Linked DNA regions of Homo sapiens: region 1 is linked to region 2. Evidence: chromatin loops called from intact Hi-C (ENCODE). Cell type or tissue: sigmoid colon. All regions are shown on one strand. Each heading gives the region's core, and the rest is flanking DNA. Links, peaks and the distances in the headings are about the cores only.

Evidence for each region. A loop is a pair of places that touch in the nucleus more often than their neighbours do. Peaks named below come from ENCODE experiments on the same cell type or tissue, not always from the same donor. Only the 100,000 strongest peaks of a DNase experiment are listed, where the experiment ranks them.
Region 1: a loop joins it to region 2, with 3 times the contacts of the local background. A loop is called at or near these places in 6 of 110 quality-filtered maps.

What each region holds. Positions count from the first base shown.
Region 1 is chr6:166,981,263-166,994,302 of GRCh38, reverse strand. No RefSeq gene overlaps it. Among named protein-coding and RNA genes, the nearest start is that of MIR3939, 10 kb to the left of the region's middle. In sigmoid colon, for the core only: CTCF peaks have their summits at 4,234 and 4,436 (motif pointing right); no DNase peak of the experiment used is centred there.
Region 2 is chr6:166,854,930-166,870,899 of GRCh38, reverse strand. It overlaps a transcript of RPS6KA2 not described here. Among named protein-coding and RNA genes, the nearest start is that of RPS6KA2-AS1, 41 kb to the left of the region's middle. RefSeq lists a silencer at 7,758-8,067. In sigmoid colon, for the core only: no CTCF peak of the experiment used is centred there; DNase peaks (open chromatin) are centred at 8,060 and 8,489; H3K4me3 peaks cover 2,182 bases.

The DNA of each region.
Region 1 (13,040 bases), core at 226-8,225, 130 kb before region 2:
GCGAAACCCCGTCTCTATTAAAAAGATAAAAATTAGCCAGACATGATGGTGCGTGCCTGTAATCGCACCTACTCGGGAGGCTGAGGCAGGAGAATCTCTTGAACCCAGGAGGCGGAGGTTGCAGTGAGCCGAGATTGCACCACTGCACTCCTTGCCTGGGTGACAGAGCAAGACTCCATCTCAAAAAAAAAAAAGTGTTAATTGTTTATGTTGTTGGTAAGACTTCCGATCAACAGTAGGCTGTTACTACAGTTTTGGGGGATGGAATTTTGACTGTGAGGGTCTGTGCCCCTAACCTCATGTTGCTTAAGGGTCAACTGTACATAGATATGTTACATACACACACATACTTCCTCCCTCTCTGTAATTTGGATCCTATGCCTATTATCTTTTAGTTTACTAACTTGACTTAAGAAGTCCTGATCATTTTTTGATGTTCATGCATACCGTATAGATCCTACCTCATTTGACTCCTACAAAATATTTGTTAAGGGTGTTCTAAAAGTTACTTTTTGTAGTTAAACTACACTTTATTTACATTTGTTTGTTATGGAAATAATGCATAATAATCGTTAAAAATCCAAACAAAAGGGGGGAACATATTAAAAGAAAAGTAAGGGTCTCCCTGCTACTCTACCTACCTACCCACCTACCTTATCTGTTACCATATCCTAGACCCAACTGCAATTAACAATTTCTGGTTTTAGTTCTTCTGGTTCTTTTCATTATAACCTTAAATACTGTACATATACATCTTGACTCACCAGCTGAAAATCCTTCAAAGGGACAAAAACTTATTCTTAACTCCTAATTTAAAAAATTGTATTACTTTTAGTTTTGCTAGAAGCTTTCATGACTTTAGGTTGTTTACCTAAATCATTATTTATAAATTTTACACACTGTATATTGGCTCCCTACTAGGAGAGGTGAGGAATTGGTACATTCTTACTTTCTCGTCTTTTCCCCTCCCCCTCCTAATTTTGTTAGTTTCATTCTCATTTTTAGTCTGTCAAGAATTTGCATTCTTTTTGTAAATAAAATTACAGACATCCCTTGGTATCCATGGGGGATTGGTTCCAGGACCTCTCGTATACACCAAAATCCACATACACTCAAATCCCACAGTTGGCCCTGTGGAACCTGTGGATATGACCATTCGCATCCCAAGAATACTGTATTTTCCACCTATTCTTGGTTTCAGTTGTGGAACCCACTGATATGGAGGGCCAACTGTATATATTGAAAACAATTTGCATATAAGTAGACCCACACTGGTTCAGACCCCTGTTGTTCAGGGTCAGCTCTATATCTTTCCAACTTTGTGCATTGATTGAAAAACCAACAACAGTATGATATTAGGGCTATAACAGATCTGTTAGGCCAAGCCCACATGCCCCTGAACAGAACATTCTGCACATTGGGCCAACTTCCAACTGCCGGCACCTGAAGTTATTTGCATTATCAGCTATCTTTGTCCACCAGAGCCTGCTCTGCCTGCATTTTGGGAAGACCTAAAGTGCCAAGGAATTAACACACCCTGCAAGTATGCTCAATTGAAGGCAATGAATAGAAAAAGACCCCTGACTCCTTCACCCCTGGATTTCAGGGAGGTAAATCCAAGATGTATGCTAAGGAGGTGACACTTAATGTCAGACACACACACCTGTTATGAGAGTTTCCTGATTGAATAAGAAAGAGGCATTCCAGGCAGAAGTACCCGAACATACAAGAGTGCAAGACCAAGAGGCTAAGGCAGATTGCTCTGTGCAAGAAGTGGCAGGTAGTGTGGCGTGGCTGGAGATGAAGAAATGACTGGATTGGGAAGGACTTTATCCACCAATCTAATGAATTTGACTTTCATCTTGAAGGTGTGAAATAGCGTGCTAAACAAGTTTAAAAGCAAAATGTCATTAGCCTATTTGTATTTAGAAAGAGCACTCCAGAAGCAAGGAGGGGATGGGTGAATTGGATGTACTGACACTGGAACAAGGAAATTATTCCAATAGTCCAGGAAAGAAGAAGGACATCAACTAAAATTGCACAAGTGAACATGGAAAAAAGAGGATGCGTCTGAGAAATATAAATATTGGCCGGGGCGGTGGCTCACACCTGTAATCCCAACACTTCGGGAGGGTGAGGTGGGCAGATTGCTTGAACTCAGGAGTTCAAAACCAGCCTGGGTAACATGGCAAAACCCCTCTCTACACAAAATACAAAAATTAGCCAAGCGTGATGGCATGGCCTGTAGTCCCAGTTACTCAGGAGGCTGAGGTGGGAGGATCACTTGAGCCTGGGAGGTTGAGGCTGCAGTGAGCCATGATCTCGCCACTGCACTCCCACCTGGGAGATAGAGTGGGACCCTGTCTAAAAAAAAAAACAAAGAAATATAAATATTGTATTAGGGTTTACCAAAGAAACAGAACCAATACGATATATGTATGTATACGGGTATATATATAAGGAGATTCATATAAGGAACTGACTCACAAGATCACTGAGGCTGGCAAGTCTACAGGATGAGCCAGCAAGCTGGAGACCCAGGAGAACTGATGGCATAGTTCCTGACCAGAGGCTAGCAGGCTTGAAATCCAGGAAGAGTCAGTGTTTCAATCTGAGTCTGAAGGCAAGAAACAAGCTGATGTCCCAGTCAAAAGATCAGAAGGCAGGAGAGATTCTTTCTTACTCAGGGAGGATCAGTTTTTTTGTTTTATTCAGGCTTCTAACTGATTGGATGAGACTCACTCATATGTTAGGGAGGTCAATTTGCTTTACTCAGGCTATCCATTTAAATGTTAATCTCATCCCAAAACACCCTCATACACACACCCAGGATAATGTTTCAGCAAGTATCTGGGCACTCTATGGCCCAGTCAAGTTGACACATAAAATTAATCACAAATATGTTCCAGTAACTTAGTTTTTAAACAACTAGATTCTTATGAGAATAAACTCAGGATAGGATAGGGGAAATGCTTTCTGGCTTTCCACTTGCATATTCTTGGAATGTCACTTTTTCTTAAATGTTAAAAATTGAAGGCCAGGCATGGTGGCTCATGCCTGTAATCCCAGCACTTTGGGAGGCTGAGGTGGGTGGATCACGATGTCAGGAGTTCCAGACCAGCCTGACCATCATGGTGAAACCCCATCTTTACTAAAAATACAAAAAAATAGCTGGGAGTGGTGGCGCGTGCCTATAATCCCAACTACTCAGGAGGCTGAGGCAGGAGAATCACTTGAAACCTGGGAGACGGAGGTTGCAGTGAGCCAAGATCACGCCACCGCACTGCAGCCTGGGCAACAAGAATGAGACTCCATCTCAAAAAAAAAAAAAAAAAATGAAAATGTGTCGTTAATCATCGAGATAGTCTTTCAGTCTGCACTCAGTAATATTAATGCCTTCTCATTGAAGTCATCTATTCTGTTCCCATAAAGATCAGGATAGTTTAGGTAGTGGTGAATAAATAAGGTTCTCAATGGCCTATTAGTTTTTTTAAATGTTCAAAAGATAGTAGCATGTTGGGAAAAGAGATGAATTCCACATTTCTTTTGGTACAGTACAACTTACTGAAATTGCTTTCTTATTTCAACAAGGATTTACCAGGTTGTGTGTAGTGGTTAAAAGCATGGACTTTACAGCCACATTACATGGGTTCAAATCCACTTACTAGTTATGTTAACCACAGGAAGTTAGCTAATGTCTCTCTGCCTCAGTTTTCTGTTTGTAAATTAGGATAAAAATCTCCGTAGATGTGAATATGTATAGCTAGATAGTAGATTGTATTCAAAATCCCAATCATAACATAATAAAAATATTAACTATTATTAGTTGTTTTGAATATACAACCTAATTTCATTTTCTCCATGATCTGAGCATGTTGAGTTATTTTTAAACAACTCCATTTTACAGATGAGACAGTGTTCCAATAAGCTAGGTAGTATGCCCACAGACACACAGCTAGCAGCTGAGATGAACCACCCAAGTCTATTTGGTTTTCAGCTCATGTTCTTTTCATGATATTTTGCTTTCTCTCAATATTTATAGAATTTAATTTAATTGACTAGAATTAAACTAAGAGAAAATGATTGAATGAAGAGATGCAGAAGGCAAGAGATAGCAAAGGTCATTCTGGGCTGGGCATGGTGGCTCACACCTGTAATCCCAGCACTTTGGGAGGCCTAGGCGGGTGGATCATCTGAGGTCGGGAGTTCAAGACCACCCTGGCCAACATGGTGAAACACCCCCGTCTGCTAAAAATACAAAAATTAGCTGGGTGTGGTGGCAGGCGCCTGTAATTGCAGCTACTCGGGAAGCTGAGGCAGGAGAATCGCTTGAACTGGGGAGGTGGAAGTTGCAGTGAGCCGAGATGTGCCATTGCACTCCAGCCTGGGCAGTAAGAGCGAAACTCCGTCTCAAAGCAAAAAAAAGAAAAGCTACCTTTACCAAAGACAGTTAAAATGATGGCCACCAAGGGGCAGTGTGCAGCAGGCAGAGAAGGTGGCTTTTTAAATTATTTTTCACTGCCTGCTGAGACAAAGATGTTACACCAGAATATGCCACCCTAACATATGCTTCTTTGGCATAAGGATTATTTTGAGCTGAAGACGATTGAGAAGAAACAAATAAAAGAAAAACTCTGCCTTCCCTTTCTTTGCCTAAAGGCAGGACATGCTAGTTAATGATCAACCCCTGACCTAATCGGTTATGTTACCTATAGATTACAGACATTTTATAGAAAAAGAAAAACACGGTGAAAATCCCTGTCCTGTTCTGTTCCATTGTAATTACCAGTGCATGCAGCCCCCAATCACATACCCACTGCTTGCTCAATCGATCATGACACTCTCATGTGGACCCCCTTAGAGTTGTAAGCCCTTAAGAGGGAAAGGAATTGCTCACTTGGGGAGCTCGGTTTTTGGAGACGTGAGTCTGCTGATGCTCCCAGCTGAATAAAGCCCTTCCTTCTACAACTCGGTGTCTGAGGGGTTTTGTCTGTGGCTACAAACCTGTCTTTGGCCAGTCTAATTTACAGGACCTCAGCCAGAGAACTAAGATGGGTAGAGGCAATACAGGAGATAGAAATAATTTAGGTAGGTAGATAGGGTGAAAGAGTCCCTGACAAAAGCTTTTCTTCTGACAAAAAACAGCTCAGAAATTACTTCCATTCTAACCACAGGCAGTCCAAATAAATCACTTCTCTTTTAACAAAGAGCAGCCTGGAAGATTGGACTGTATAATGTAGATAAGCATCTCCGGCACAGAGGGAGAGTTTCTTGGGTAGTCACCAAACTTACATAAATGGGTCCCAGTAAAAACAGTAGGCTTTAATGAGCACATTCCTTTCCCCTTTTTTGGACAGGGACACACTAAGGTTAGCTAGAAGCTTGCATGGTGGGGTGGGGGAAATGCCTGCAGCTGCAAGGAGGTACCCAGGACAAGGCATGGAAACTCCCCCTATTCTTGTTAGCACATGCAAGGTGGAAGGAGAAAGGCAGTGTGGAGTCGCCCAAGCTAAGAGCCTGCCTGCATGATAAAAGAATGGGGTAGGGGCTGCCAGAGATTCCACTCTATACAGATGACACACCTGGTCCTAACCAGGTTTTCATGCCCTATGTAGATAAGATACCCGCTCCCTACTAGCTCGTTGATAAAAACCCTCCATTTTACTGCAGCACGGCAACCCGTCTGGGACCTCTCTCTGTGAGAGAGAGCTGTCCTTTTCCTTTTGCCTATTACACTTCTCTAACTTCACCCTTTGTGTGTCTGCATTCTTCATTTCTGTGGCCATGAGACAAAAAACCTCAGCTGATATCCCAGACAACAAGGCTGCTTTAGAGGGAAAACGGATAGCTAATATTATCAGTTAATTGGCTATGTTAATTGATACCTTCAAATTAGGTGTTTTAAAATAAATGCTGAGAACAATATGAAAGTGTTTTTCTTTTACTAATTCTCTGAGGATTTTGTTATTTATTTAGCTTTACAATGCCTAGCCCCCTTTATAAATGTAATTATTGTGTTGCTAAGTGCATGTATACAAAAAATTCATTGGTTCAAAAGCCATAGGCCTGGTACCATAGCCATATATGGTACGTTCAAACCTTGGAAATGCACATTCTCAGTGTGTCGGAAGCTCTGTACTGCTCCTTCTTGAAGAACTACTTTGATTTGTGGTTAACTCGCTGTTTTGACTCACTGTTTTAACTCCCATTACTTCAGTATCTGACATTCAGCCTCAGAATCTGGCCAGTGTATCAGGGCTGGAATTAATTGATTAACACCATTAGATGGCAGTACTATTTAAATTCCAAAAATGGTTATAAACTCATTCTCTAAAATGTGTGTCAAATAGAATATTTGACTGATAATAACTCTAAGAGCACAAAAGGATTAAACACACACACAAGACAAAGTTTGGGATATACCCATTGGAAAAACCCTTGGTCTCTTTAAATTTTTTTTCATATGTATGTATATTGCACATATTGCCGGCCTCTTTATCTCTTTTTTCCTTTTTTTTTTTTTTTTTTTTGAGAAGGAGTCTTACTCTGTCACCCAGGCTGGAGCACAGTAGTGCAAACATGACTCACTGCAGCCTTGAACTCCTGGGCTCAAGCGACCTTGTCACCTTAGCCACTGTGACCAGCCTTCTTTTCCCTTTTGACTTTGTTATATCACACTGACTCTAGAAATGTGGTTCTTTATTGGGGCGATTTTGCCCTCCCCCGGGGACATCTGACAAGGTCTGGAGACATTTTGATTGTGGGTAGGGGGAGGGACACTCTGCTACAGGCATCTAGTTGGCAGAGCCCAGAGATACCGCTACACACCCTACACTGTGCAGAACAGCCCCTACGGCCAGGAATTATCAGGCCCAAACAAAATACCAAGTTAGTTTTTAATTTCAAAGTTTACGCGTAACATTATTTTTTAGATATAAAAAATATTCACACATTAATTTGATCACAAGAAATTTTAAAGAAATTTAAACATTTTCAGAAAAGGCTACTTCAAGGTGTCATGACAGCTTTGGACCAAACATTAATGTTCTATATGACTTTGGGCAAGTCAGTCATGTTTATTAGACTTAATAACCCAGGTAACGTTAGCTGTTGGAGGGTTTTTTAAAAAACGTTTTATTTTGAAAAAACTTCAAACTTAAAGGAAAAATGGCAAGAATACTACAAAGACCTATTTATTCAGATACACCAGTTGTCACAATTTTGCCATATTAACTTTATCTATTGATCAATTTCTCTTTCAGTCTATTGACCTATCTATCTTGAACTATTTGGGATTAAGTTGTAGACATCTGATCCCCTTACCCTTAAACACTTTACCACGTCTTCCTAAGAATAAGACCATTACTCCACACAGTACACTTATCTAAATCAGGAGACAGCATTGTTATAATACTGTTACCAAGTGGCAAGCTGGTGCACTGTCCAGACAGGGAGAGAGGGAGAGAGGACCTGATTTGTAACATTTGCCAGTTCCCATGTGTGATGGTTTACTTTGGTTCATAACTACCATTGTCCTTGTTACAGTCTTTTATTAAAATGTGGGGTGTGTTAGGCCGCAAGGGCAGGCCTCAAGAAACAGAATCTCTCTCCTGCCCTCCTTTCACCTGCCCCAAGGCAGGATTCCATCTTCTCCCACCTTTCCAACTGTGGGTCTTAAGACTTTTCAGAGAGGGTCCTGCCATACACACTGGGGGAAGGAATGCTGACGTCATGAAGCTTCCATGAAAACTCAAGAGGACTGAGTTCAGAGAGCTTCCGGATAGCTGAAAACATGGAGGTTCCTGGTTCCTGGAGGGTGGCGCCCCAGGCATGGAAGCTCTGAGCCCCTTCCTCCGCACCTCATCTCTTCATCTGTATCCTTTGTAATATCCTTTATTATAAAACAGCAAATGTGTTTCCCTGAGTTCTGTGAGCCACTCCAGCAAATCAATCAAACCCAAAGAGGGGGTCATGGGAACCCCAACTTGAAGCTCAATCAGAATTTCCCAAGGCCCAGATTTGCAACTGATATCTGGGGGTGAGGGTGGTCTTGGGGTCTGAGCCCTCAATCTGTGGGATCTGATGCTACCTCCAGATAGATAGTGAAGGAACTGGGTGGAGGTCCTGGCTTGTGTCTGCCTCTTGGTGGTGGGGAGAAGTTCCCACACATATGGTCACAGGAGTCTTCTGTGTTGATGATTGCTGTTGTGGTGTGAGAGCAGAGGAAAAACACAGTTTGAGAGAGTTTTCCCAAAATACCATGGTAAGTGGCTCATCATGGCTGATTTCAGGTTATCAACAGCTTAACAACCAGCTCAAAACATGCTTTGCTGTTTAACAATCAACTCTCAGGGAATCAGTGAACTGGTGAGCACAAAGCTACTGTTAACGAATCCATGGTTCATATGCAAAAGTTACCAACTGCTCTAATAATGTCCTTAATAGTCATGTTTTTTTCCAAGTTCATGATTCGGTCTGTATCATCATTTGTCACCTCTCTTTAGTATCCTTTAACCTGGAGTGGTTCCAGCCTGTTTTTGTCTACTGGGGCATTGCTGTTCTTGAAAGAGTACAGGTCAGGTGTTTTGTAGAATGCCTTTCAATTAGGGTTTACCCAGTGTCTTCTCTGGATTAGATTTACATTATGCGTTTTTGGCAGGAATACCACATACATGATGTTTACTTGGTTCATTGGATAAGAAGCCCGTGATGTCGGTTTGTCCTATTATTGGTGATACCAATTTTGGCCACTTGGTTAAGTGGCATGTGTGAGGTTTTTTCATTGTAAAACTGTTATTTCCTTTTTGTAATTAATATGAGACACTTTGAGACTACGCGGATATCCTCTCCCTCATCAAACTTTTCTCCACCAACTTTAGCATCTGGTTGCCACCCTCCAAAATGGCCCCAGTGATCCCATCTCCTAATAAGTACATGTCTGTGTGGTCCTCTCCCACACTGCATAGGAATGGCTTACGTAACCAATAGGTAGTTGAGGATGTGATGCAGTCTGACTTTTGAGGCTAAGTTGTAAAGAAAGACACTGTGTCTTCCTCCTTGTTGTCTTGGAGCGCTTGCTCTGGAGAAGCCAGAGGTCATGTCGTGAGGATACTCAAGTTGCCATTTGGAGAGGTGCACATGGTGAAGAAATGAGGCCTACTGCCAATGACCATGTAAGTGAGCCACCACGGAGATACTCCCATAGCCCTGATCAAGCCCTCAGATTACTGCAGCCTCAGCTAGCATCTGGACTGCAATCTCATGAGTAGGCCCAAGCCAGAATCACCCAGAAAAGCCATTCCCAAATTCCTGTCCCACAAAAACTGTCCAAAAATAAAAAATAGCCACTAAGTTTTGGAGTAATTTGTGGCATGGCAGTAGATAACTAATATAGCATCCATTGAAAACTTTTTTCTTGGCCGGGCACCGTGGCTCATGCTTGTAAGCCCAGCACTTTGGGAGGCCAAGGTGGGTGGATCACCCGAGGTCAGGAGTTAGAGAGTAGCCCAGCCAGCATGGCAAAAACCTGTCTCTATTAGAAATACAAAATTAGCCGGGCGTGGTGGCGCACACCAGTCATCCCAGCTACTCGGGGGACTGAGGCAGGAGAATCGCTTGAACCTGGGAGGCAGAGGTTGCAGTGAGCTGAGATCGCGTCACTGCACTCCAGCCTGGGCGATGGAGCAAGACTCTATCTCAAAAAAAAAAAAAAGACAACTTTTTTCTTCAATCAGTTACTAATAAGATGGCTGCAAAATGGTGAGGTTTCATCATTTTGTTTTACTTCATCATAACATCTACATTTATTAGTAGGCATCTACTCTAAACAAGAGCTTTTCCTTCTTGTTTTATTTATTTATTTATATCAGTTTGGTGTATAGACTCCTATTTTACTCAGTTAGTTATAATCCATTATTTTTATTGTTTATTTTGCTGCTCAGATTGTCCCAGCCCTGGCTGGTGTCCTTTTGACTCCTGTGTCCTTTTACAGAGTCAGTGGTCTTCCCTCTCCCAGCTCTGGAGCCAGCCATTTTTCCACGTATCTCTATTTCCTTTTAGTGGAGAATGGTATTCAGAAACCAAACTTACTGTCTATAAATATTATTCTGTACATTCTGCTGAAAGTTTAAAAGTGTTGCTTTTTATATTTGAATCCTTAATCTCCCTGGAATTTAGCGTATGGAGTGAGGGAGATATCAAATTTCATTTTTTCACACATATATAACCAATTATTTCAGCATCTCTTATATTGAGGAGTTGCTTCTTTACCCAGATAGCTACAATGCTGACACTAACATAAATCAGCTTGATATATGTCAGTTTTTTTCCTGGGTTCTCCATTCTGTTTCATTTGTATGTGTTTCCATAACTACACTAATAACAGTGTTAAATTATTAAAACTGTATAATATGTTTTGACATCTGATAGGGCAATCTTTCATTTATTCTTCTCTTTCAGGAATTCTTTGGCTATTCTTAGGCCTTTTCTCATCCAGATAAGATACTGAATCAGCTTATCAAGGGCCAACTTATTGAATTGTTATTGAATTTGAGATGAATCAATAAAGAGAAAGGAGAGCCATGAAATTAGAAAAACTACCCTAATTAAGTCTTCCCTTCTAAAAGTCAGGAAAACTAGCATTACTTGAAAATGAGTACCAAAAAAACTAAGGTCAAATCCCATACAAAGTCATTATGAAGAAAAAAAGAGAATAAAACATAATTTCTTTAGAAAATAAATTATGACAGAAAGCCATGGCTTCAAAACAGATGAAAACTAAAATATTTTAAAATAAGTTAATAAACATCTAAAATGACATTAGATATGAAAAAATGACGTGTCAGATTTAGAAATATACAGAAAGGAGATGACAAACTCAGAAAAGAAGTAAAAATTTTAAAAACATTTCAGAAATGAAGAGAGAAAGAAACACGAGCAAATAAACAGAACTGATAATGCATTAAAAGAAAAGATGAAAAAATATGAGGCTATAAAAGAGACGTGTGGTACAGGATAACGGTCACCCAAAGATGTCCCCATCCTAATCTCCAGAACCTGTGCCTGTGTCACCTGACATGGCAAAGTGACAGCAAATGTGACTACCTTATGGATCTCAAGAGAGAAGCCTGATCCTGGATCATCTGGCTGAGTCCAGCCTAATTGCATGGGTCCTTAACAGTGGAGAGTCGACTGCAGTGGTATGAAGGAAATGCAGCTATGGAAGAAACGGTCTGAGAAATGGTACATTGCTGGCTTTGTGGATGGAGGAAAGTGGTCATGAGCCAAGGGATGTGTACTACCTCTAGAAGCTGGAAAAGGGAAGAAAACAGATTTGCCCTAAAGCCTCCAGAATGAAATCCAGACCTACTGACACCCTGGTTTTAGCTCAGTGAGACCCATGGTGGGCTTCTGAAGGCAAAATTGTAAGATAATAAATGTGTTAAGACACTAAATTTATGGTGATATGCTACACAGTGGTAGAAAATTAGTACAAGATGAAAAAGATTTAAAAGGAAATGACAGATATACATATATAGGAAACAGGCAAGGAAGACCCTGTACACATGGGTACACGTGCATGCGCACACACACACAGATATATTAGTTCCTAAAGAAATAAAATCAGCCAGGCGCGGTGGCTCACGCCTGTAATCCCAGCACTTTGGGAGGCTGAGACAGGTGGATCACCTGAGGTCAGGAGTTCAAGACCAGCCTCAACATGGAGAAACCCTGTCTCTACTAAAAACACAAAATTAGCTGGGCGTGGTGGTGCAGGCCTGTAATCCCAGCTACTCAGGAGGCTGAGGCAGGAGACTTGCTTGAACCTGGGAGGCGGAGGTTGCAGTGAGCCGAGATCGTGCCATTGCACTCCATCCTGGGCAACAAGAGTGAAACTCCGTCTCAAAAAAAAAAAAAAAAAAAAGAAAATCAAAAGGAATAGATCCAAACAAACAAGATGTATAATTCAGGAAAGGTTTCCTGAAATAAGCATATACTTGAAACGACATATTGAAAGATTATCTAAACACCTTGGAAAATGGAGTCCAAATATCCAATACCAAGACATTCTAGTAAAATTATTGGAAGAGAAAGGAAAGAAGGAAGAAGGGGAAAGAAGGAAGAAGGGGAAAGAGGGAAGAAATAAAATTTCTTGGGGTTCCTTTCCCCACCAAAAGAAGATGCACTGACATTTTGAAAGAAAATTAGTTTGACATCAGATTTTTCAACAGCAATGCCTTATGTCAGAACAAAATGGAGTTACATATTCAGGCCAAGTGTGGTGGCGCACACCTGTAATCCCAGCACTTTGGGAGGCTGAGGCGGGTGAATCGCTTGAGCCCAGGAGTTCAAGAGCATCCAGGGCAATGTGGCAAAACCCCGTCTCTTCAAAAAATTAGCCAGGCATGGTGGCATGCACCTGTAGTTCCAGCTATTGAGGAGGCTGAGCTGAAAGGATCGTTTGAGCCCAGGAGGTTGAGGCTGCAGGGAGCTATGATCTGCACTCCAGCCTGAGTAACAAAGTGAGACTCTGTCTCAAAAAAAATAAAAAAAATAAAATAAAATGAAAAAAGATACTCGAGGAAAGTAAAGATAAGCCAAAATAATTTTCAAGTATAAAAGCAGCAAAGTGTTACCAAAATGCAAAGACTCAGGAAATACAGTTACCATAAGCTATTCCTAAGGAATCTACTAGTGAACAAGTTTCAAACAGTCACAATGACTGCAGAGACATTGACGTAAAGACAGATGGCAAATATTAAGTGGGTGGGTAGGTAGATACAGCTGTAGATATGGCCAGCTGTTTGCTGGAGGCAATTTGGACAAGCTTATGAGAGCCAATGAACTTTTCAAGAATTTTATGAGTTGGTTATTAAACATAGACATTATGAACAGTTAAAGTATATACATGTACGTACATTTAAATAAATTAAAAACAGTAAACACTAAAAACACATCGCTTCATAATTATGTTACTACATTTTACAATTATCTATGCTTTTGAGGTTATTTACATTGATTGTATCAAATGGTGGAGATAG
Region 2 (15,970 bases), core at 3,997-11,996:
CTAGTGCGACTCTGGCCAGGCTGGTCTTTGAGACGGCCCTTCCTCATTGCCGTACCGACGCCTGGCGTCCAGCCCCCGGAGGACCTCTCTCTGGCTCTGTCTGCTTCTGTGGTGACCTGATCTTCCACGCCTGTGCTTTCTGACTCACCTCTTCATAGAAGGAATTTTAACGCCCCTTTGAGATCAAACAGGACAGGTGAAGATAAAATACTGGGTTTGTTGTTAGTGGCAGTCTTTTAGTTTTGCTGGTTTATTATCCTAAGGATTTCCTTCCATGACTTTGCTTTTATAATTCTTTCCACATCTCAAAAACGGAGGCAGAAACAGTTATTCCGGTAATTTTTACTGTTCTAGTCATTCTTTAAGCTAAATACTTCAGGAAAAAAAAAGTTCTCTTGCACAGCTGTGTGCCAAGTTTGGCTAGTTCATTCTATTCTGACATTTTCCTGACAAGGTAAGCAAGCATGAATTTAAAAAAAAAATGTAGAAATTAAAGTTGACAGCATGAAAAAAGCCAGCCTGTGCCAGCAGAAGGACCAAAGCAGGGCTTTCGGGGCCTGTAGTTTAGACATATTCTTGCAATTGGAAACTTAACATTTCACATTGGAAGCTCTCCTGTCTTCCATTCTTCTCCTCAGAAGCCTAGTTCAGTGGTGGCATCAGGTGACACACCATATCTCAAACTTCACCTTTTATTAAAGAGAATTTTATGCCACTATAGTTATTATTCCTTTTTTTTGTTTGCTTGAGCTGGAGTTTCGCTCTTGTTGCCTTGGCTCACTGCAACCTCTGCCTCCTGGGTTCAAGCGATTCTCCTGCCTAAGCCTCCCGAGTAGCTGGGATTACAGGCGCCCGCCACCATGCCTGGCTAATTTTTGTATTTTCACTGGAAACTGAGTTTCACCGTGTTGGCCAGGTTGGTCTCGAACTCCTGACCTCAGGTGATTCGCCTGCCTCAGCCTCCCAAAATGTTGGGATTACAGGCATGAGCCACTGCCCCCGGCCTAGTTATTATTCTTATCTGTGACCTTCAACTACCTGAAGTAGTTGAGTATACTTCAACTACTTTCACCAGGAGTAGAACATCAATTCCACAGATTAACCAGAAGATTCCTATACATACTGTTTTTACTGATAATTTATATTTTGAGACAGCAGCTACTGTAGTTTTGAGAATTTGCTAAGTCCCATTGGTGCCTATGTTTAATTTTTAACTCCTAATACCAGCCTCCAAGAGGAGTTGTTCCAGTTCCCTCCCCAAGTCCAGTAAACACAGAGCCATCCTCTTAAAGTCACTCTTTCCACCCTTTAGTCATTTTTATATACTTGTTTCTTGCTGTGGTCCACTCTTAACCAGGTAACGCATGTTGCCCATTATTATAATGCAACAAGCACATCAGTCAAACCTGCATGCTACTGCTGCGGGCTGCTTCACCCTACCCTTCACTTCTCCTCGAAGCCAGTTGTTCTGTCTCTACAGCTTCCATAGACTTCACACCGGGTTTTTTAAAAGGCATTTTCCATATTCAGATCACAGATGCTAATATACATATTTTTGTTTTCAAAAGTACTTGAGTTGGTTCAATAGAACATAATTGTTTTCAAAGTCTTGAAATATATTTGTTTTGCTTTAAAAATCTTCCTTGAAGGCTGTATTAGTCAGGGTTCTCTAGAGGGACAGAACTAATGGAATATATATATATATATATTATTCGGGACACCCCCAAGTCTCCCTATATGTTGTGAAGGCTTCCCATCTCTAGAGTATAAATGCAACACGAGGAAAATGCCTATCGGTTTTAGTTGCATGAATCTCATACTTAAGAACGTGCCGGCTGGGCACCGTGACTCACGCCTGTAATCCCAGCCTGTAATCATATATATATATAAAATAAAGGGGAGTTTATTAGGTATTAACTCACCCGATCACAAGGTCCCACCATCTGCAGGCTGAGGAGCAAGGAGAGCCAGTCCAAGTTCCAAAACTGAAGAACTTGGAATCTGATGTTCGAGGGCAGGAAGCATCCAGCACAGGAGAAAGATGGAGGCTGGGAGGCTAGGCCGGTCTAGTTTTTTCATGATTTTCTGCCTGCTTTATATTCTAGCCACGCTGGCAGCTGATTAGATGGTGCCCACCCAGATTAAGGGTGGGTCTGCCTGTCCCAGCCCACTGACTCAAATGTTCATCTCCTTTGGCAACACCCTAGGATCAATACCAACACACACACCTAGGATCAATACTTTGCAACCTTCAATCCAATCAAGTTGACAGTGTTAACCATTACAATGGCCATCTTTGCTCACATGAATTCCAGTGGTATATATGATGCCAAGATCTTTCAGGTGAGGTATGGCATGGGGGAAATGGCATGTGCCCAATCTTCCAGATCCTGGCTGCTCATAGTATATTCGTTGACTTTTTATATGATTAGGCTTATGAAAACTGAAATAAATTTTAGAACCAATATGTCTGGCTTGAGGCTAAATTAAATAAATCCCTACGAATTGCTTAATTGACAATTATTGCGTAGTATGGTAAGTCAGTGAAGAGTGCAGCTTTGGTCTTACCATTTCTGCAGGACCAGCAAGCCAGAGGGACTCCCAACCAGGAAGGCTGGTTAGCACTAGGTTGTTTTTTAAATACGACTGTGGTAACTCCTGGGTAATGTTACATGTGGACAAATAAGATGGGTGACTTGAGAAGGAAATGCAGGTGTTTCAGCATTTTCACTTCTCTCTGTTTTTTGTGTGTGCTTGTATGTGTGTGTGCATTTTTTTTCTTTCTTTTTTTTTTTTTTTTTTTTGAGGTGGAGTCTTACTCTGTCACCAGGCTGGAGTGCAGTGGCGCTATCTCAGCTCACTTCAATCTCTGGCTCCCGGGTTCAAGCGATTCTCCTGCCTCTGCCTCCCTGGGATTACAGGCACCCACCACCACACCCAGCTAATGTTTATATTTTTAGTAGAGATGGGATGTCACTATGTTGGCCAGGATGGTCTCGTCAATCTCTTGACCTCATGATCCGCCCACCTCGGCCTCCCAAACTGCTGGGATTACAGGCGTGAGCCACCACGCCCGGCCTGCACTTTCTTAAGTATGAAATTCATGCAACTAAAATGAGTAAGCATTTGCCTGGTGTTGTATTTATACTCTAAAGTTGGGAAGCCTTCACAACATGTAGGAAGACTTGGGGGGCGTCCCGAGAATCTGGGCAGTCCAGATCACAATGACTTTTCCTACCAGTGAGATGAAAAGCTTAGTTGGGAAGACTGCAAAGCAATAGCTCCTTTTTACAAATGTTCTCCTAGCTTATAATTTATTTTTCATAATAGAGGCTGTTTACTCTGTACTCAGCCTTTTTTTCTTCCTTGTGAATAATTTCTTTTGAAAACAAGCTGCTGTTACGGTTCTGAGTGTCACGACGCTGCTGGGCTGGAAATGAGGCTTTGAGGGCGTCCTGCCAAGGCGGCTGGCCTGGGCCCCAGGCACCTTAATGCCTTTCGGGACCAAGCTGCCGGCTGCCAGTATATAAAGTGGCTTCTGTGAGCCTCTGTGCACCTTGGAAGCTAAGCCATTTGCAGCTGAAATGATGTCCCTCTTGCCCTGACTGGTCCCTGTGGAGAAAAGGTGTCAGTGAAGATCTCTATGCGCCGGGTTTCTCTTGGAGTTCGGGTTCTGGTCACGACAGAGCTGTGGCCTTAGGGCACTGTTGGATTTGCTGTTGTGTGCTCACCTCATCCCCCAGCTGGTATGTTAGTCGGCTTCCGTGCTGCCATCACAAAGTATCACCAGCTGAGTGGCCAAAACAACAGAATATGATTGCCTCCCAGTTCTGAAGGCCCAAAGTCTGAGGTCAAGGTGTGAGCAGGGTCGCACGCCCCCTGAAGGTGTCCGGAAGGGGTCTGTGCGGGCTCTTTCTCAGCTTCTGGGAGAGCTCCCAGTTCCTCAGCTCGTGGCAGCAGAGCTCCAGCGTCCCAGTGCTGTTCTGCTGTGTGCATGTCTGTGTTCAAATCTCCCCATTTTATGAGATCACATAAAGCCCACTCCACTCCAGCATGACCTCACCTTAACCAGCTACTTCTGCAGGGACCCTGCTTCCATGGAAGGTCACATTTGGAGGTAGTGGGAGTTAGGGCCTCCACACAGGAATCTGGGAGGTAGAGGGACATGGCCCAGCCCGTGACAATGGGTCACATGCATTTTTGTTAAAATTTAAATAAATTTGGTTTTAAGTTTTTTGGAGAATTTTGTGAAACTCCGGAGAGTGAAAATACCAAAGCTGGTGACCATGTCACTGGAAATTAGTAACTGTTGTTTTTTTTTGAGACAGAGTCTTGCTCTGTCACCCAGGCTGGATAGCAGTGGCACAATGGCACAATCATGGCTCACTGCAGCCTCAAACCATCCTCCCATCTCAGCCTCCCGAGTAGTTGGGACTACAGGCATGTGCCACCATGCCTGGCTATTTTAAAAAAATTTTATTCTTAGTAGGGACAGGGTCTCACTGTGTTGCCAAGGCTGGTTTCAAACTCCTGGGCTTAAGTGATCCTACTGCCTCGGCCTTCCAAAGTGCTGAGATTACAGGTGTGAGCCACTGCATCTGGACACTGTTTTCATTTTTACTAAATCTTTCATCCATCTCAAAATGTACAATATTGCAAAACGGAACAGCCCAGAATAAAACATTTGGGTCTTTTAAAAATGTCCGTCGGATTCAGTGTGGAGGTCAAGCACGTCTGTCCATCAGAAAACTTGGATTTCTTTGGGCCTTTTCTCTCAGATCACGAAACACATTTCGTTGCTGTGTATTCTGTGAGTCAGGCCGTGGCAGCCCCCTCTGTGGGGAAACTGAGCTACAGAAGATAGCTATTAGTAGCAGAAGTGGGACCAGGACCAGATTCCTGATTCAGCTTTTCTTTGGTTGTCAGAAATCCGTGGAATGGATAAGCTCTCTCCATCCCTCCTTCCCTCCCCTTCTCCATCCGTCTTTCCTTCCTAAGAGAAAAGAGACACTTTAAGATTGAAGAGGCAATGAACACAGAGGAGTGCTCTTCCTTCGTTGGAGCAAGAGAGTAATTTTCACTTGGGGCTGGGTCTCAGTGAGTTTCATGCCAGCTCATCCATCTCATCTCACAATGGCTGTGACTTGGGACACTTAAAATACTTCCCATTGCTTTTCTTTTGCAGAGTTTGGTTCATTAAGGACCCATTTTCAGCAAGGCTGCTTCAACAGTTCTTCTTAGAAATTGATGCTTTGGAGGTGAATATCTCAGAAATAGCTTTTTCAGGTGGTGTTCTGTTGAAAGTGTTGTTCAGGCCGGGCCGAATGACTCAAGCCTGTAATCCCAGCACTCTGGGAGGCCGAAGCCGGCAGATTGCCTGAGTTCAAGAGTTTGAGACCAGCCGGGGCAACATGGCAAAACCCTGTCTCTACAGAAAACACACGCACACACAAAAATGAGTGGTGTGGTGGTATGCGCCTGTGGTCCTAGCTACTTGGGAGGCTAGGGTGGATCTCTTGAGCCCAGGAAGTCGAGAAGGCAGTAAGCTGAGATCGTGCCACTACACTACAGTCTGGGTGACAAAGTGACACCCTGTCTCAAAAAAAAGAAAGAAAGAAAAAGATTGTTCAAGTTTTCTTGGGATTTATTTGAACATTTTAATTCCAACGCATCTAATTTCCTGGGTTCTTTATTTGAATCTTTATCTTCGTAGGTATTTAAATGTAATCATTATTTCCTTTCAGAAAAATTATTCCTTCTTACCTCTAATTGTTTACCTTTCCCAACACAAACTTTATAAGTGGGGCTGTTTTCCCAGATCAATATCACCTTTTGAAGATTTCAGTTTGTTGCATTTTATTTTGTTTTATTTTCTGGCTGTTTCCAGGTCCCCTTCCCCAGTGTCTGGCACACCTGGTACTGCATCTTGGTGGGCAGCAGCCCTGGGAGTGCCTTGCATGTAAAAAGCTGATGGAAAGGAACCCATCCGGGAGGTTTCTGCTTTGGGAGGACCCCGTAGGTGTTTTACAAGGCAGCAGTGCAGGGAGTAAGTGTGGGAATTCCAGCCCAGAGCCCTGGCCACATGAACTCTCGTCTCACTCCCTGGTGATCGCTTCATCTCTCCAGGCTCTCTGCTTGCCTGTGAGATGCCCAAATAATGTGCAGTCTGTTGATTAGTGTCATATTTGCATAGTTAAAAAAAACACCATGCTAAATTATGAGCCACATTTTCAGCAATTCCTAAGATACCCCTTAAAATGAGCTCTTTTTTGCTAGGGACTCTGGCAGGCTGTTCACCCATGGCCTCCCAGGAGCTGGGCTTCCCTCAAGTTTCCTAGGACACACTGCCAATCACAAGACAGCCCGTCCAAAGGACTTTTCCTCCCTCATATAAAGGACCTCTATTTCCTTCTTCCACAACAGAGCACTTGTGGAAACTTCCAGAAGCTGGAGTCTTTGTAAATACACAGTAAAGAATCTGAGTTCATTTCTTTCCCATTGCCTTCAGGAGTCCACATTTTTACCATCAGATTAAAGATTCTTGACATCTCTTCACTGTCTTTTATGAGTGACTCTCCTAGCTTTTTTACAGAAAAACCAAAAACCATTTTTTTTTTTTTGAGACAGAGTCTCGCGCTGTTGCCCAGGCTGGAGTGCAGTGGCGTGATCTCCGCTCACTGCAACTTCCGCCCCCTGGGTTAAAGCAATTCCCCTGCCTCAGCGTCCCTAGTAGCTGGGGTTACAGGCATGCGATACCACGCCCGGCTAAGTTTGTATTTTTAGTAGAGACGGGGTTTCACCGTGTTGGCCAGGCTGGTCTCGAACTCCCGCCTCAGGTGATCCGCCCGCCTTGGCCTCCCAAAGTGCTGGGATTACAGGCATGAGCCACCACCCTGGCTTTGTCTGTTTTTAATCTGTGACCTTTTACAGCATGTACAAAATCACCTTATGATTGTTAACACAAGAAAACCTTCACTCTGCTCTGTCAATCACAGAATCTCCAATTTGAAAACGAACAATATTGCTATTTTTAAAATTCTGAATGCAATTGATTTTAAAGGTCCTTCTGGCCTAATTTTGTAGAAAGATAAAGTGACTGTCATAAATCAACACCAAGTACAGAACCCCTCTGTTAACTTTGGACTCTACTTTGCTATGAGATACAAAGTATCTGGGATTTGGGTTTTTCTTTTTTTCCAGTGAATTGAATTTCTTAGTGATTGCATAAAGTCGAAAAAGAAAAAGGGATTGATAATTTTGGAGAACATTAAGCTATTTTTAAAAAGATATTTCTCTCAAAGATAAAGGAATTTGCTATAGAAATGAATACACTTACTCCCAAAGCAGCATTAAATTGTGTTAACTTTAACACCCTTTCCTAAAAGAGGGAACCATAATGCTTCAGGATTAGCACTTGGACGATTGGAGAAATGAATATGTCTTTCACCCGCACGCACCTTTCATTATCCAGGACAGAAGGGAGTAAGGAGGGAGGCAAGAGAGATCCCCCCACTCCACAACCCAAAAAAGGGAAACAGGGAGGGGAATTTTCCCCTGGTTCCTTTCCAAGGAGCGGTGGCCCAGGAGGCCTTGCTCTCCCGCAGGCGCCTGGCTGTGTCTTCGGGGGTTCCTTCTCTGAGCCTCAGGACTTTGTCACCTGTGAAATAGGACGGGGTGGAGACCTGAAGGAGCTGAGGGGCAGGATACACGTTGTTTGAATTAATGTTTCTGTCCCTCGGGCCCTGCCACTGGGAGCCCCAGCGGCCCACGTGCCTTTCATCCTGGCCCGCAGAGGCCTGAGTGCTGTTTCGGGCAGCTCCGGGCAGGGCTGGGTAGGGCCCAGCGGACCCCACGGGCCGCCCCCCCCCGCCTCTCCCCAGCTATTTGTCTGTCGTCCCTCTTCGTCCCTCTTCTCCTGAGGTGCTGTCCCGGCCCTCGGGGCGGGGGCAGCCGCGGGCAGCTCAGTCCGCAGCGCTTCCAGAGGTGCCCGAGTCTCCTGAACGCTCCGCAGGAAAGCAGCTGTGCTGCGTGGAGCCCTCCCCTCGTCCCGGTCCCTCCGTCCGTGTTCCTGTCCCTCCCGTTCTGCGGCGGGAGGTGGCGGTGTGGGTCTCCGGGGAGGCGCGGCGGGCTGGGGAGGTGGGGAAGGGTGTGCGCGTGCTGGGGGTGGGGGGGAAAGACCTGCCGCCCCCCCCCCCCGCCTCCCCAGCCCTTGGTTGCTATGCAGTTTCTATGGCAGCGGCATCCTCAGACTCAACTTTCACCCTCGTTTAGAGCCAATTAAGGTAAAATAGTGAGGGGAGGAGGGAAGAGCGTGGCCAGGGAAGGGAGGGGGGAGAGGCAGGAAATTCAATTCGAAGCTGCAAGTGCAGCGTTTACTCTGCCAAAGTCGCAGTACAGATTCCGAAGCCGCAGCGCCGTCCCCTCCTTTCCTCGCCCCAGCCCGAGCGGGAAGCGGCAGCAGCTCCCCAGAGCCCTGGCTTGGCAGGGAGGGGACGGCGCCCGAGCAGCCATATTGCAGCCCCCCGGGTCCCTCCTCCGGCCGGCGCAGGCCCCGCGCTCACGACCTCCTCTGGGAGCCGGATCTGTCCTCTCCATCGCCGCCACCCGCCGGCCTCTGCGTCCCTTGGCTTCCGACATCCCGTCTGGCCGTCCCCCTGTGCCGGTCCGAGCCTCTGTTTATTTCCTTTCCTACTATCAATACTCGACCAGCAGAAAAGGAAAGTTTAAAAATGCCAATCGCACAGTTGCTGGAACTATGGAAAAAGATCGAGGTGGAGCCTATGGAAATAGAGGTGAGTGCAGGAGAGAACGCACTTTTCACAGCATCCTCAAGAATCCGAACTCTGCAGCCAATGCATTGCTCATTTACTATAATCAGTTCATGTCCATTAGGTGACTATGATGGGTCAGAGAGTTGGCTATCCAGTGTGTGTGGATGTATATGTTGCGTTGTGTATGCACATGGATAAACATTGCGTGTGTATACACGCACGGCATTGTGTGTGGTGTAAATACATAAATGATAATGAGTACAAGAAACAAATTGTTGCCCTTAAGGAAACTTCAGGATGCTTCTTAAAGTCTATGTAAGTCTTAAAGTATTCCCGTTTCCAAACTAATCTGCATCAGTTTGATTTTCCTTCAACAAGTGGCTTTAAATTAGAAGCCTTCCATTTGCTACAGTGAAAGATGAAACCAGAAGGCAAAAATCAATGATGAATCAAGGAACAGAGAGCATAAAGATAATGTGATCTTAAACGAAAAAAGATAATGCAACCTTAAAAGGATGAATGGTCAGATAAAGAGGTGTGATTAAAGATAAACAGAAAAGATAATGAAATCAAAGTGTTCCTTGCCCGTCCCAGGGCTGGTGGGTGTGCAGGAATCACTGCTGAGAGTTTTTCACTCCATGCTTCCCTGGGGACACGCAAACCTCTGCTCCACGGAATCTGATTTGCTCCATTTGAATTGGAGATGGTCAACATACATTTTCCTAGAAGAGAAAGTTCCCCAAATTTATTAACGTCTACTAAATTATTAGATATACCTGTTCTGTGTTTATAGCAACTCAAATGGCATTTAAACATGGCTCATTTGTAATCACTCACCAAACCTCCTCAAAGTCCAATTTAATTTTTGCCTATCTCCTACTCCCAGCACTGTACTTATAAATTCAATGCTATTTTAAATTTTATTTATTCTTATATGTACGTCTTGAGATAGTCACATAACATACCTTTGAACTGAATGAGAGATTCTGTTTTAGAAGAGAATTTACTGAATGCTTCATATTGAATAGTTTTCTTGGAAAGCCAAGCTAAATAATGCTCGACATATGTATTGATGTTTAGCAGAGACTGTTGGGCATAGCACGGACATTGAAGTCCATTTGTTTTAGATGGAACAGCCCAGATACTGCTGCTCATGGAAAGTACCTGGGGTGGGAGAAGGATGACACCAGGGCTCCCTACTGTTACTGATTCTTCTGTTTGTACATGGGGTTGTTCTTGGTGTTGAGGATGGTGCCTTGGAAAGATCCATTCCCTTACTGCGGTTGCCATTTCAAGTCTACTTTTTTTGAGAGAGAGAGAGATTCAATTTTTCTAAATATTGAATTAGTGAACGAGCAAGTGATCAGCTAGAAGTTCTTTTCTCATTTACTAGTGCTTCCTATAGCCCAGCTGGTCATCGTCAGCACATTGGCTTGTGCTGAAGCTGTAAGGTGCTCAGCCCTCACGAATGAAGGGCTTGTCCAGAGGGAGGATTCCGCCCTGGGCTCAGAAAGGATGGGAGAGAGGGGGCCAGGGGCTTTACAATTCCAGGTGGGACCCTGGTCTTTACATTATTTCCAGTGACCAAAGCCATGAGGAGCAGCTTGTGTTTCACATATTTCTCAAATCGCTCATAAATGGATCAGCAATGAATAGATTCCCATGATTTGAAAACCATGCCATGAGCCTAGAAAGCACTTGCAAGTGGCAAGAATTTGGAGCCGAGTTGACTGATGGTCTGCCCTGCCTTGCCAGCCCCAGGAGAGGGCAGATGGTAAAGGTTTTGAGGAAAATTGGATACATTAAATAGCTCTTGAAGCAAAATAAATTTTTTTCAGGCTTCTTAGCTGAATTTTTTCAGGAGAGCACAGCTGGTGGAGTATGGACAGTGTTAAATTCCTATTTACTTGGAACCCAGAAAACCAGAGTTCTTTCTATAGAAAAATGAAAGCTTAAATATTAACCATGAGGTACTTCAAGTTTCTGAGGAAATTTCCAAATCCACAAAATCCTCTGTGTTTTGGAATTCACAGTCTGAATTTCCTCTCTAGTTTTGTCCATGTTTTATGTTGCATGGTATTAAAATAACTCACATATCAAGAAATGTGGCAGAGCTATATGGAGCATATCTGGCCTCTGAACTCCAAGTTAAATGCCCTAAAACCCTTGCAGGAGGAGCCTGCATGCTTTTCTCATCGGAAAATCTGCTAAGAGATTTTAGTGCTTATTTTTTAGTGATTTAGTTTAGATTTTATTGCTTTAGTTCCTTGCTGTTATGCAAATGTGACAGGACTGATGATTGGATTTCCAGGGACTAGAATCAGCATTCCTGGATTCATGTTTTGCTCTAACCACCTTTTCAAGCTGCTATCCTTTCTGGCCTGTTTTCTCATCTGTAGTCTGAGAGAACCGAACTGAACTGGGTCTGAGGTCCATTGTACTAGAGAACACTAAATACAGTTTATAAAAATTGTAGACCAGGGGAGATTCATCTGACTGTCCAGGGAAAGTCTTTGTGGTTCTCTGTGTTGTTCTGAGATATTTCAGATATATAATTAACCCATAAATGGGTGTGTTGACAAGGCAACGTGCTCATTAAGAGCCAGAACCTCCAGAAAACCCCGGCAGAATCTAGCATGAAAAAGAAACATGTAGTATTTCATGAATTATGTTCTGGCAAGTTGAAGGCACATCTCAAACACAGGACTTTTCAATCATTGCTTTCAGCGGGGTTACAGCAGCCAAGGGCGTGCTTTGGGGGCAAGATAAGAAAATGGGAGAAATGATGAGTAAGGCAAGTCCATAAGCCAGCCCACAAGGTCTGGCTGACCCATTTTATTTGTGTTCTCTTGGAGGAATAAGCATGATTTTTCTCTCTGGGATGTCATAATACATTAGATAGAGAAAGAGAAAGCTCCGTTTTTAAACAATGCAGATCAAACATGATTCCCTGAAGATTCATAGTCAAGCTTGGATAGAGATGATTATCTCCTGGCTACTAGGTGAGAAGATGAAACTAGAAATAGTAATAATGACAGCAGTTCACTTTGCGTGTCTGCTGCATGGCAGCTGGTGCTGATGGCTGGCTGGTGTTCTTCCGTGGAGCTCTCCCGTGTCTGCTGCATGGCAGCCGGTGCTGATGGCTGGCTGGTGTTCTTCCGTGGAGCTCTCCCGTGTCTGCTGCATGGCAGCCGGTGCTGATGGCTGGCTGGTGTTCTTCCGTGGAGCTCTCCCCACATCTCTAGGCAGAAGCACTGCCATGTCTCCGAGGCCCAGGTTAAGCAGGTGGCTCCAAGTTGTTAAGTAGAAACCAAAGACTCAGACCCAGATGGTTCCACTTAAACCTTGTGCCAACCACAGAAACACTTGCTTTACGTTTTATGGGCTGGGCCTCATTTCTCTGCTAGAATCCATTCTCCCAGCACTCACTTGGGACTGTGATTTGGTTCCGTTCTCATGGGAGTGGTCACACATGCCTTCACCGCTGCTCTGTGCTTCCACATCAGCTCCGTTCGTATTTTAGCTTCATGAAAATCCACGCTTTCTCCACTGGCAAGAATCACCTTGTCGTCCTTTAGATTGTACCGTAAGTCACACTCGCTTCATTGATTTAGTCGTTTGAGTTAGGGTTTAGTGTGAACACTCCTTGCCTTACTTACCACCTGTTGTATAAAGGATCCATCTCGGACATGAAGCATCACACAGTTAAACATAAATTCAGGTGGGAAGGGACGGTGATATGGTTTCCATGTCCTACAGAAATCATGCGGGATATTTAGTTAGTACTTTTTCATATTGGTAACCTGTATGAGGCCACCTACAAACACATGGCAATGCTAACCATCTTTAACATCTATCTTTGTTATCAGACCACAGAGGAGGATCTCAACCTGGATGTGGAGCCCACCACAGAAGACACTGCAGAAGAAGTAACTATACACGTTTTATTACACTCTGCTTTGTTTGGGGAGATTGGGCCCAGAAGGTGGTGAAGGGGGAAATGGAAGTTTGAAATTAAATATCTGTGAGCAGTTATTTTAGTGACATATGTGTCTCTATACATACACATGCACAAACGTGTATATATGCATATGTACATATCATGTGCTTATTATATTCGGTAATCTCCCTCAAAAAGAATAGCTGGAGCATAGGACGGAAGGCTGTCCATCGAGGTAAAGTTCATGGTCTCCTGGCATGGGCACTTGTGAGGGTCATGGTGCATTAGTACCAGTCAAGGAGGCCTGGGAGTAACCAGCTGGCATGGAAGCCTGGTGTGGGGCTCCCTGTACTGGAAGTCATGTGACACAGCTGCTTAAAATGTCTGATGAGGTGCTCAGCAGAGCTGGGGAGAAGAGCGGATTCCATCCGTGGGGAGTTGCCTTTCCAGTGGACGGAGAGGAGTCCCAGGGCCTGTAGGGGTTGACTGGGAAAGAAGGAAAGAGAGACAGGGTATCAGCCCGAGGTGGTCATCAAACGGAAGAGAAGAAAGAGCTCTTGCTGCTGCAGGCTGTGCATTTCTTCATTTTCATGCTGTGCAGGAGCATGGGCCTGATCCAGGCAGCAGAAAACAGACTTAGACTTTAATAAAGTGAGAGTATCTCGGCAACACTGGTGTTCTCAGGGGAGATTTTGGTAACGATAAGTGTATCCATCAGGGAGACACTGGCCAGCAAAGAGGTAAATTGGAAGGCTGAGTTGAGGCTGTAGTCAAGGCATTGTAGTTACGCAGCCACACTTCCACCACTGGTAAAGCAAACGCTCTCAGAGGCAGCCGGAGCCGTGGGCCATTGACTTGGCCATTAAGAAGACTGAGTCGCTCAGCCACATGCCACCTGGAGCCAGAACAGTTAGAAAATTTGCAACTCTGTTGACTTTTAAAATAGCTGGCAGATATTGCAGACTGGAAGGGCTGGATCGATGAACATTACTGGTTTTAGAAAATGGTCTGCTCAGATGCTGAACGCTACGTTTCACTACCATCTAAACCTATGCACACCAATGCAACATTTAAGCCAAGTGTCGCTGGATCTTATGATCCGATGACATAGCCCACTGGTTAAATAAAGAAAAATGGCATTCAGCTGCCTTACGTTTATCCAGCTGCCTTTCGGTTCTGTGCATTTTCACTAATCTGGGAGTCTAGAGTCCAGCTCTCTTCTAGCTGCGCAGCGATCCAGCTGCGTTCTTGAACACTATGCTTGGCCTGGCCTTGTACCTTTGCATCCCCTGGAAAAGTAGATAGCGCTGCTTTTGCCAGTTCCATGATGATCAAAAGGTAGGCAGGCATGAGGCAGTGACTCTCCTGAAAATATGATGCTCAATCTGATACTTGCAAAGTGGTAGGGGTAGGAAAGGAAGATGTACCTTCCCAGCAAATTCATAAGGCCAAAGGTCTCAGAGAAATGACTGGCTGTCATTTTTCAGAATACTTGCCTAGGCTTTTGTAGGAACTGTGATTTCCAGGGAACTTTCAGTGTGTTTACTGCAGACAGACTTATGTGATGACTTAGTAGTTGGCTTCAGGAGGCTGACGACAAGGCCCTGAGCCAGGATGGGTGGAGCAGACTCTTCATTCTGCTAGGTTCAGTTGAAGCAACAAGATTCCATAACACCATGTCCTGCTGCATTCAGGCTGCCATAGCAGAATGCCACACTGGGAGGCTTCTACACAACAGAAAGATATTGCTCGCAGTTCTGGAGGCTGGGAAGTCCACAATTAAGGCATGGCAGGTTTGATGGCTGGTGAAGGCACACTTTCTGGTTCATGGCCAGCCGTCTTTACCCTTGTCCTCACGTGGTGGAAGGGGCAAGGGAGCTCTCTGGGGTCTGTTTGATAAGGACACTAATCCCATTCATGAGAAGTCCACCCTCAAGACCTAATCACCTCCCACAGTTCTCACCTCCTAACACCATCACCTTTATTGCTAGGATTTTAACATATGAGTTTTGGAGAAATACAAACATTTAGACCATAGCACATGTTATGCCCCAAAGTGCATGTATACAACTAACAGAAAATCCTTTAATTCATCAACAGTGTTTATTTTTTAAGAGCTCCTAGTCTCAAGTTGTCGTGTTCTCTACATTTTTGGTGGAAATCTAGATGTGAATCTATCATAGAATGTAATGAAAGTAACCAACCTCTTTAAAAGTTGTTTTTGATAACGGAATATCAGATGGAGGAAATTATTACTGTTTCCTGATGCTTACTGTATCTGGATAATAGAAAACCAGTATATCTTTGCATCTTAATAAATGAAGGAATAGAGTTCCAAACAGATTTTAGGAGTATTTTGCAGAACTATAATCTTGATATTTAGGTACATTTGCAGTATTTGTGGGAAGAATGAGAAAATACTGGAGAAAATTACTTGTTTACTTGATGTTTCTGATAGATGATGCTGAAAACCCAACATGGAGTTTTTTAGTCTAGCTGCAGATGAATGTCATTTGAATACTCTATGATGTTGTGTAACTTTTGTTAGAGACAGGCTTTCGACATCCTTCTTGGCCTCCAGAGGGGTTATTTGCAAGGTCTTCTCTAGGTTAGGGATTTATGGCTCAAATAAAAGAGCCATATTCTGAACCACAATCACAAAACCCTTCTTATTCTTCTTCTTCTTCCTCTTCTTCTTCCTCTTCTTCTTCTTCCTCTTCCTCTTCCTCTTCTTCTTCCTCTTCTTCTTCCTCTTCTTCCTCTTCTTCTTCCTCCTCCTCTTCCTCCTCCTCCTTCTCCTTTTTCTTCTTTTCCTTCTTCTTCATCTTCATCTTTGTCTTCTTCGTCTTCTTCGTCTTTTAATAGATTTAGGGAGTATAAATGCAGTTTCGTTATGTGGATATATTGTGTAGTCATGAATTCTGGACTTCTAGCATAGCCATTACCAGAACAGTGACCACAGAACCCAACATGTGATTTTTCATCCTCGCCCCCACTCCCACGCTCCCACCTTTTGTAGCCCAGTGTTTACTCTTCCCCCTCTATGTTCACGTGTGCTCATTCTTTAGTCCCACTTATAAGTGAGAACATGCGGCATTTCTGAGTTACTTCACTTAGGATAATGGCCTCCGGTTCCAACCACGTTGCTGCTAAAGGCATGATTTCATTCTTTTTTATGGCTGAATAGTATTCCATGATGTATCTGTATCACATTTTCTTGATTGAATTCTTCGATGTTGGACACTTATGTTGATTCCAT